Linked DNA regions of Homo sapiens: region 2 is linked to region 1. Evidence: read pairs that join two places in POLR2A ChIA-PET (ENCODE). Cell type or tissue: PC-9. All regions are shown on one strand. Each heading gives the region's core, and the rest is flanking DNA. Links, peaks and the distances in the headings are about the cores only. Region 1 overlaps SNRPD1 (small nuclear ribonucleoprotein D1 polypeptide). Region 2 overlaps ABHD3 (abhydrolase domain containing 3, phospholipase).

Region 1 (4,395 bases), core at 128-4,127:
TTTCATACATCCCTTTTTGGATCATAGAACCTGTAATACAACTGGGTGACCACTGCCAATAATTTGTGGGGGAAAAAACGCTAATTACTATATAACTTCAATGACTTACAAAAAAAAATTATCAACTGTGGAAAAATCAAAAAGCATTTGAATTTACTTGATGAGGTAAGATACTTAAAAAAATATATATCTAGTATTTATTTATACCAATATATACATTTATATATCTAATATATATGACAGGTACATTCTACATGTATACTAATATATCTATTAGTATATATTTATATATTAGTATAAATACATATATATATAAATACATATATATATCTCTCTCTCGATTTTTTTTTGAGACGTAGTCTCACTCCATCGCCCAGGCTGGAGTGCAGTGGCACAATCTCGGCTCACTGCAACCTCCGCCTCCTGGGTTCAAGCAATTCTCCTGCCTCGGCCTCATGAGTAGCTGGGATTACAGGCGCCTGTCACTGCACCTGGCTAACTTTTGTATTTTTAGTAGAAATGGGGTTTCACCCTCTTGGCCAAGCTGGTCTTCAACTCCTGACCTCGTGATCCACCTGCCTCGGCCTCCCAAAGTGCTGGGATTACAGGCGTGAGCCACCACACCCAGGCTAAACTTTTTTAAGGTAACGATCTTTGCAGAAAATTTCTTTACTTAAAAAAAAAAAAACTCACATACATGATGAAAATACAGATTTAAGCCACCCACATCCTCAGTTGTTTTCCTTAGCATATAAATACTTCGTAGTAAGCTTTACAAAGAACTGATGCACTGAGAGACATTTTTTCTGAGCTTAGCAAATCAAAAACAATTTTTAAAAGTCCTTATTAACAATTAGAACAGTTTTGCTGTCAAATAAAGTAGGTCTTTTCTCTTTTATTCTCAAAGAACCCCTTAATAAAGGAGGCACTGACAGGTACATTACACATTAATAGGAGATTTTAACACTGCTCATAACTGATAATCTAGTGACCATTAACTCCAAGTTATAACTTGGAAAACATAAAACTATATCCTATTAAGAACTGATTAAAAAGCAAAAGAAACAAAAGTAAGACATTAGCAGCTAGACAACAAAGCAATGACCCTTAATTTAGAAGACAACTTTTTACCAGGTACCTAAGACTCCGTGGAGTAAAACTCAGGAAAGGAGAATCAATTCTAGACCCCATCCCATAAGGACTTTAGTTTCCGAAATACCAAAACAAACTTCTTACTTCCCCTGTGGGTAGGTGCCACAGAATGAAGAGTAAAGCAATAAAATGCATATTCAGTGCATGTGAAGTAGAAGGGTATATATCCTATATATATTGTTAAGTTTAGCCTAAAGTCTCTTTACATATCTCAAGTTCAGCTTAAAGGTTTCTCAGTACATAGAACTGTAGCCTAACTGGACGTGTAAACAGACGGTACCCTACTCTTGTGGCAATCACTAAGTTTCAGCCAACCAAAGACAGCGAACTGTTCAAACCATATTCAAATAAGGCAAACGCTGAACTGTAACTAATCCGGCTGTTGCTGTATCTCACTTCCATTTTCCATACATCACTTTCCTTCTGTCCATAAATCTTCAACTATGCAGCTGGGCTGAAGCCTCTGAGCCTATTATGGTTCAGGGGCTACCTGATTTGTGAATTGTCCTTTGCTCAATTAAACTCTGCCAAATTTAATTTGTCTAAGGCTTTTATTTTAACCTTATTCATCATAAAAAGAAAAAGAAAAATTTTAGTTCAAAAACTTAAAACCTGATCAACTAAAAATGAAACTGCCCAGTAGAAATGCTTAGCTCTCACTGTGGTAATTTCGTGAATGTGGAGGAAACTACTAAAACTTTGATATACTAAATAGACAGCTCTGTCCCACATTTATGTTTATTAAAAACTGACATAAACAAACACAACCTGTACAAAAAATATCCCAAATCTCATATGACTTTGAAATCTTGAGAGACATTATCGCCTAGGACCCCCTCTTCCTCTGCCACGGCCACGTCCTCTTCCTCTTCCTCTTCCTCTGCCTCTTCCTGCAACTGAAGGAAAAGAAAAACAAACCAAGTTCAATTCTCTCCTGCACCAATGTTACCTAGACACCACAAACAACATTTACACACACACCTTTCCCTGTTTATAGCTCTTTATTAGTAGCTACAGTAAATAAAGTTTAACTAGCTTCTGTTAAATGTGTTAGACTTCAGATTCCCTCCACCCCCCAACACATTATCATGCAGAACCAATAACTAAAGGCCTAGGGAGATTATTATTTGTTTCATTTCAATTTATTTACTAAGAAATGTGTCAAATTTAAAAATACTTTTTCTTTATATCATGTCTCAAATTCACCATAAAATGATTTGAACCTCACAAAAAAAGGGAAGATATATATCACAGAATAAAACATGATCACCTTGATGCCAGAGTTTTGGTAACTGAATAAAATCCAAGCAAGTTAATTCAAAACCAGGAAAGTTTAAATGTATTACATCAAATCACAATCTTATTAACTCTTCAGAAAATTAAAACTCATTTGACCTACACATAATCTAGTGCTTTAATCCAAATAGTAATATCCCTACTGGGTCATCCTAACTCTAGTTGAGTATCATGGTGATAGGGAATTCATGACCCAAATAAACTTATTTCATCTTCAGACAGCTAAGAATATTAGAAAATCTTGACATAGAAGTCAGTCACATTCTAAATGTTTTTGTTTTTGTTTTTTAAATACAGGGTCTCACTCTGTAGTCCCATCTGGAGTGTAATTACACCTCACTGCAGCCTTGAACTCCTGGGCTCAAGTGATCCTCCCATCTAAGCCTCCTGAGTAGCTGGGACTACAGGTACAAACCATCATGTCTGGCTAATTTTTAAAATTTTTGTAGAGATGAGGTCTCCCTTTGTTGCCCAAGCTGCTCTCAAACTCTTGGGCCAAAGCAATCCTCCAGCCTCAGCCTCCCAAAGTGGTGGGATTACAGGTGTGAGCCACCGCACCTGGCCACATTAGAAATTTGTACACACTGATTCTAGTCTTACCATTCTAAGCAATAAATAGTAAGTTTAAGATGCTAATTAAGGGACATTTCACAAAATAACTGGCCCGTACTCTTACAAAGTATCAAGGTCACAAAAGGAAAACTGAGGAGAACCAGCTGATACGCATTAAAGGAAACTAAGGAAACGTACAAGTAAATGCAACCTGTTGTACTGGATTGGATCTTGGACCAGGAAAAGGACATTAAAGGGACAATCAGAGAAATGTGAGAAAGGTCTCTAGATAATACAGTAGTGACACATCAATGTAAAATTTCTAATTTTTTGTAGTTATATGACATTTTAACATTTAGACAATCTTGGTGAAAAGTGTATGGGAATTCCTTGTACTATTTTTGCAACTTTTTGTGTCTAAAATTATTTCAAAATGAAGTGTTTAAAAAAATAAAGAAAATGGGAAAAACAGAGTTGGAGGGGTGTTGTAAAACAACAACAACAACAACAACAAAAGGGCTGGGCACCTGTAATCCCAGCTACTTGGGAGGTTGAGGCAGGAGAACTGCTTGAACCTGGGAGGCAGAGGTTGTAATGAGTGGAGATCGCGCCATGGCACTCCAGCCTGGGCAACAGAGCATGACTCTGTCTCAAAAAAAAAAAAAAAAAAAAAAACCCAAGAAAAGAAAATGGACCAGGTATGATGGTGGCTCACACCTATAATCCCAGCACTTTGGGAGGCCACAGCAGGAGGATTGTTTGAGACCAAGAGTTCAAGACTATCCTGGACAACATAGGGAGACCCTGTCTTTACAAAAAAATAAAAAATAAAAAATTAGCCAGGTTTGGTGGTGCATATCTGTAAAAAAGAAAGATAAATTAAGAAAACAACTGCTCACTGCAATCTCCGCCTCTCGGGTTCAAGCGATTCTCCTGCCTCAGCCTCCCGAGTAGCTGGGACTGCAGGCGCCCACCACCACGCCCAGCTACTTTTTTGTATTTTTAGTAGAGATGGGGTTTTACTCTGTTGGCCAGGCTGGTGATCCACCTGCCTCGGCCTTCCAAAGTGCTGGGGTTACAGGCGTGAGCCACCGCGCCCAGCTGCTGCTTCTTTTTTTTTTTTTTAAAGAAAGAAAATAAATGTTTATTCAAAAAAAAAAAAAATCCAAACATTTGGGAGGCCAACGCAGAAGACAGCCTGAAGCCAGGGGTTTGAGGCTGCAGTGAGCTATGATCATGCCACTTCACTGCAGCCTGAGCAACACAGTGAGATCTTGTCTCTTACCAAACAAACAACAAACAAAACAATTTTTTTTTTTTTTTTGAGACCAAGTCTCTCTCTGTTGTCCAGGCTGGAGTGCAGTAGTGCGATCTCGGGTCACTACAACCTCTGCC
Region 2 (4,395 bases), core at 138-4,137, 58 kb before region 1:
CCAACTTTTATTTATCATTGAGTAATACCCAACTACTGCCTTCCCTCAGGTAAAAAAAGGAGAAGCTGTAAAAATTGAAAACTCACCCAGTATGATTTTCATTTTCCTAGTGTCAACTCCCATTCAGTTTCTGCATGCTTTTTGTTGTCATTGTTGTTCTCTACTGCCTTTATATTTTTTCAAGAATGTATAGTTATTATTCCATGGAAAGTTTGGCCCTAAAGGATCTACCTGGACATTACTAGAGGCAGAACTTCCTTATCTTTTCTTTACCTGGAATTCAGAGCCTTATGTTTATTTTTGTCCTAACCTGTTTTTCCATTCTTATTTTCTATTGTTACTGTCCGTGTAACCACTTCTCAACTGATAATTGATTTTTCGTCCCTTAGAACATTTAATACATACTCACCTTATATCTTTGCTTGGATTACTCCCTTTACAATGTATCTCACACTTGCCTTTTGCTGGAATCTTTACTGTTTTTCAAGTCCTAACATAAGATCTGTCTACCTTTTATGAAGCCTTTCTTAATCAATTTTGCCCATCCTGACCTCATAGGGTTTTATTGTCTATACCACTCCTTGGACATTGAATCCTATACTGTCTTGTTTTTTGTTGTAGTCACTCAACTGAAAATATGGTGCAAATCTTTTCAATCTAACTAGATTGTACCCTCCTTGAGGCCAGGAACCTTATGTTGATACTTTATTTCTCTACTACAGGCTCTAACTCAATCTTTAGTTCAGTAAATATTATTGAATGAATAAATGAGTTATTCCAATATTAATATTCATGTAAAGTGCTTAGAACATGATCTGGCACATAGTAAACACTAGTAAACAGTATCTGTTGTTATTATTATTACCTGAAATCAATCATATGACTAGCTGATCTCTGAATGTTCCTCTCATTCTACCCTTTGCTGATTATCATTTCTATTGTTAGACTTGAAGATTTGGGGAATCTTAGAACTGAAATATTTCAGATTGCCTGATAAAATTACAGATTTGGAAACTAGGCCTAGACAGGTACTCACAACCCATGGAAGTTTCACTGCTTTTCTTAGGTGCCCAAGCTCAGAGTCTGCTACTTTTTTTGTTGTTTTTGTTTTTTGAGACAGGCTCTCCATCACCCAGGCCGGAGTGCATTGGTGTGATCACAGCACTGCAACCTTGACTTCCAGGGTTCAAGCCTGAGCAGATTCAAGGTTCTCTGGTCCATCTCACTGTGACAGTGGTTCTCATCCTAGGGGCCGTTTTTCCCCCAGGGAACATTTGGCAATGTCTGGAGACATTTTTGGTTGTTATGCCTGGGGCATGTGCTACTGGCATCTAGTTGGTAGAGGCCAGAGATGCTGCTGAGTATCCTATAATGCACAGGACAGCACTGCTACAAAGAATTATTTGGGCTGAAATGTCCATAGTACTAAAGATTGAGAAACTCTGTGCTATAGGTAGTCTCTTCCTTTTATTTAACCTTCATTAAAGGACACCCACCTGTTTCCCTGGTTAATGGGTTATCTTGTCACAGAAAGTTCTTCTTACCAGATCTGTTCTTTATTTGATATTTCTTCTCTTTATGTTTTCCTTGTTTTGAGGGAAAAAAATTATATAGTTCAAATATGTAGGAAAAATATGCTTTGCAGAACAATTTCCCTCATATACACGCCCTTTAGAATTGTTTGAGGTAACTGTAAAAATTAATTGGAGAGAACTGTTACAGAAGTTTAACAGAGGCGGCTGGGTGTGGTGGCTCACGCCTGTAATCCCAGCACTTTAGGAGGCCAAGGCAGGTGGATCACGAGGTCAGGAAATCGAGACCGTCCTGGCTAACACGGTGAAACCCTGTCGCTACTAAAAAAAATACAAAAAATTAGCCTGGCGTGGTGGTAGGCACCTGTAGTCCCAGCTACTCGGGAGGCTGAGGCAGGAGAATGGCTTGAACCCAGGAGGCGGAGCTTGCAGTGAGCCGAGATTGCGCCACTGCACTCCAGCAGGGGCAACAGAGCAAGACTCTGTCTCAAAAAAAAATAAAAACAGGCTGGGCACAGTGGCTCATACCTGTAATCCCAGAACTTCAGGAGGCCAAGACGAGAGGATTGTTTTGAGCTCACAAGCTCAAGACCAGCCTGGGCAACATAGGGAGACCCCGTCTCTACAAAAAGTTTAAAAATTAGCCAGGCATGGTGGCATGCCCCTGTAGTCCCAGCTACTCGGGAGGCTGAGAATCACATGAGCCCAGGAGGTTGAGGCTGCAGTGAGCCGTGATTGTGTCACTGCACTCCAGCCTGGGCAACAGTGAGACCTTATCTCTAAAGAAAAAAAGAAGAAGAGGTTAACAGATTTTTCAATGCCTTAGGAATAGTAGTTTCACAGCCAGCCCTTTTAGTTCAGTGTTCCCTGATGACTGTCAGAGTAGCAAAGGGGTTAAATGAAAAGAGCTGGTTGCTCATCCCCAGCTGGAGTGGGAGAAAGGGCAGGATGGCAGCCTTCTTTCTGCCGTCCTCTGTAACTGCTTTGCTTCCTCATTCTTCCTTATCTCTCTGCCCCACGTCCAAGGCTTTAAGTATACAATGATGACTGCTACTGATTGAACACTGTTAGGATCAAAGCCTTATGGAGTGGTGAGTACAATTCGTCCTCTAGCAAGAGCTACCAGAACTATGATCCACTTTCCAAAGTTGCCTGAAGGAAAGTGCAAATATCCCACTCTGCAGTTTAGAAGAAAATCCCAGATGTACAGGCTGCTTTTTCATGAGTTTGCAGATCATCTTTTTCTTTCCCGTCACTAGTGTTCTTGCCTTCTCTCACTGGCAGTCACATGATGACATCTTGCTCCAGAAGCCATTTTAATCCTTATTTAATGTTTGTACTCTAAAGTGGTTCTTTTCTGAATGACTGGGAGCTTCAAGTTTCAAGATCATAATTAACTTTAGCACCGGTTCCTGTGTGACTTAAGTGCTTATGCAAGTAAATACAAATGGCCAACTGAAATCTTATTTATATCAAGATATCTTGCCATTGTTTTTAGCAAGAAAAGATAAAGGAGTCACTGAGACTACTCTGACTTTTCTGTATGTATTTACAGTTTATTTAAGATTTCTCTGGCCAGGCACAGTGGCTCATGCCTGTAATCCCAGCATTTGGGAGGCCAAGGCAGGAGGATCACTTGAGCCCAGGAGTTAGAGACCAACCTGGGCAACATGGTGAGATCCTGTTTTTACAAATAACTTATAAAAATTAGCCAGGCTGGCCGGGCACGGTGGCTCACGCCTGTAATCCCAACACTTTGAGAGGCCGAGGCAGACAGACCACTTGAGATTAGGAGTTTTAGAACGATCTGACTAACATGGGGAAACCCCATCTCTACTAAAAGTACAAAAATTAGCCGGGCGTGGTGGCACGTGCCTGTTATCCCAGCTACTCAGGAGGCTGAGGCAGGAGAATCACTTGAATCTGGGAGATGGAGGTTGCATTGAGCCGAGATCATGTCACTGCACTCCAGTGTGGGTGATAGAGCGAGACTCTGTCTCAAAAAAAAAAGAATAAAAATTAGCTGAGCCGTGTTGGTGTGCACCTGTGGTCCCAGCTACTCAGCAGGCTGAGGCAGGAGAATTGCCTGAGCATGAGAGGCTGAGGCTGCAGTGAACTGTGACCGCGCCACCGCACTCCAGCCTGAGTTGCAGAGTGAGACCATGGTCTCAAAAAACAAAAAGATTTATCTTAGGTGAGTTAATAAAATGTAATATTTCTAGCTTTTTCTCAAATAGGATTTCTGAGGTTTCTAAACATTTCTCTTCTTTCAACTGGGCCTAATAAAATTTTCTATATGGCTTTTCAGTTGCAAGAAAATTCCTTTGCAAGAACATAGCCTGCATACCACATTAAATGAAGCTGGTGTGCCTTGAGATCTAAACTCCCTGAGAAGAGACTCAGAGTTGTGTATGTTCTATACAGCAGTAGGTTCTTTGTTGCTTAGAACCTGTACAGTGCTCAGCAGCACCCTGCAAGAAGAGATTTGGAATCTTAAATGGCCTTGGTTGGTTGAATAGGTAATCAGACAAAAACTAAATGAATTTTAATTGTTATGAATATAGACTCACTAAATCAGTGAGAACCTGTGTAGACACAAATCAAGATTTTGTCTAAGGATGGTAAAAATACATATCTGGGCCTGTGGCTGCCTGAAAGTTAAATGAGAGTTACATATTTTAAATACTGAATAACTTTTGAAACCAGCACGACACTACAACTACCATTATTACTAATAGCTAACTTTCACCGAGTACTTACTTGAGCCAACATTGATCTAAACCCTTTACATTGATCTGAGCCCATTTACCCAGCAGATGCAAACAGGATCAGAGAAAGCACAAGGTCATCTTTCCTCCCTAGG

The links. ChIA-PET counts read pairs that join two places held together with the same protein. Peaks named below come from ENCODE experiments on the same cell type or tissue, not always from the same donor. Only the 100,000 strongest peaks of a DNase experiment are listed, where the experiment ranks them.
Region 2: POLR2A ChIA-PET joins it to region 1 with 12 read pairs; 13 of 35 experiments call an interaction of 5 or more read pairs at or near these places.

What each region holds. Positions count from the first base shown.
Region 1 is chr18:21,626,715-21,631,109 of GRCh38, reverse strand. It overlaps SNRPD1 (small nuclear ribonucleoprotein D1 polypeptide), which reads right to left. Exons shown (of 4, transcript NM_006938.4): 4 at 1-2,048. The coding sequence ends at 1,972. Among named protein-coding and RNA genes, the nearest start is that of SNRPD1, 17 kb to the right of the region's middle. In PC-9, for the core only: no CTCF peak of the experiment used is centred there; no DNase peak of the experiment used is centred there.
Region 2 is chr18:21,684,853-21,689,247 of GRCh38, reverse strand. All of the region lies in intron 3 of ABHD3 (abhydrolase domain containing 3, phospholipase), which reads left to right. Among named protein-coding and RNA genes, the nearest start is that of MIR320C1, 3.5 kb to the right of the region's middle. In PC-9, for the core only: no CTCF peak of the experiment used is centred there; no DNase peak of the experiment used is centred there; H3K27ac peaks cover 631 bases.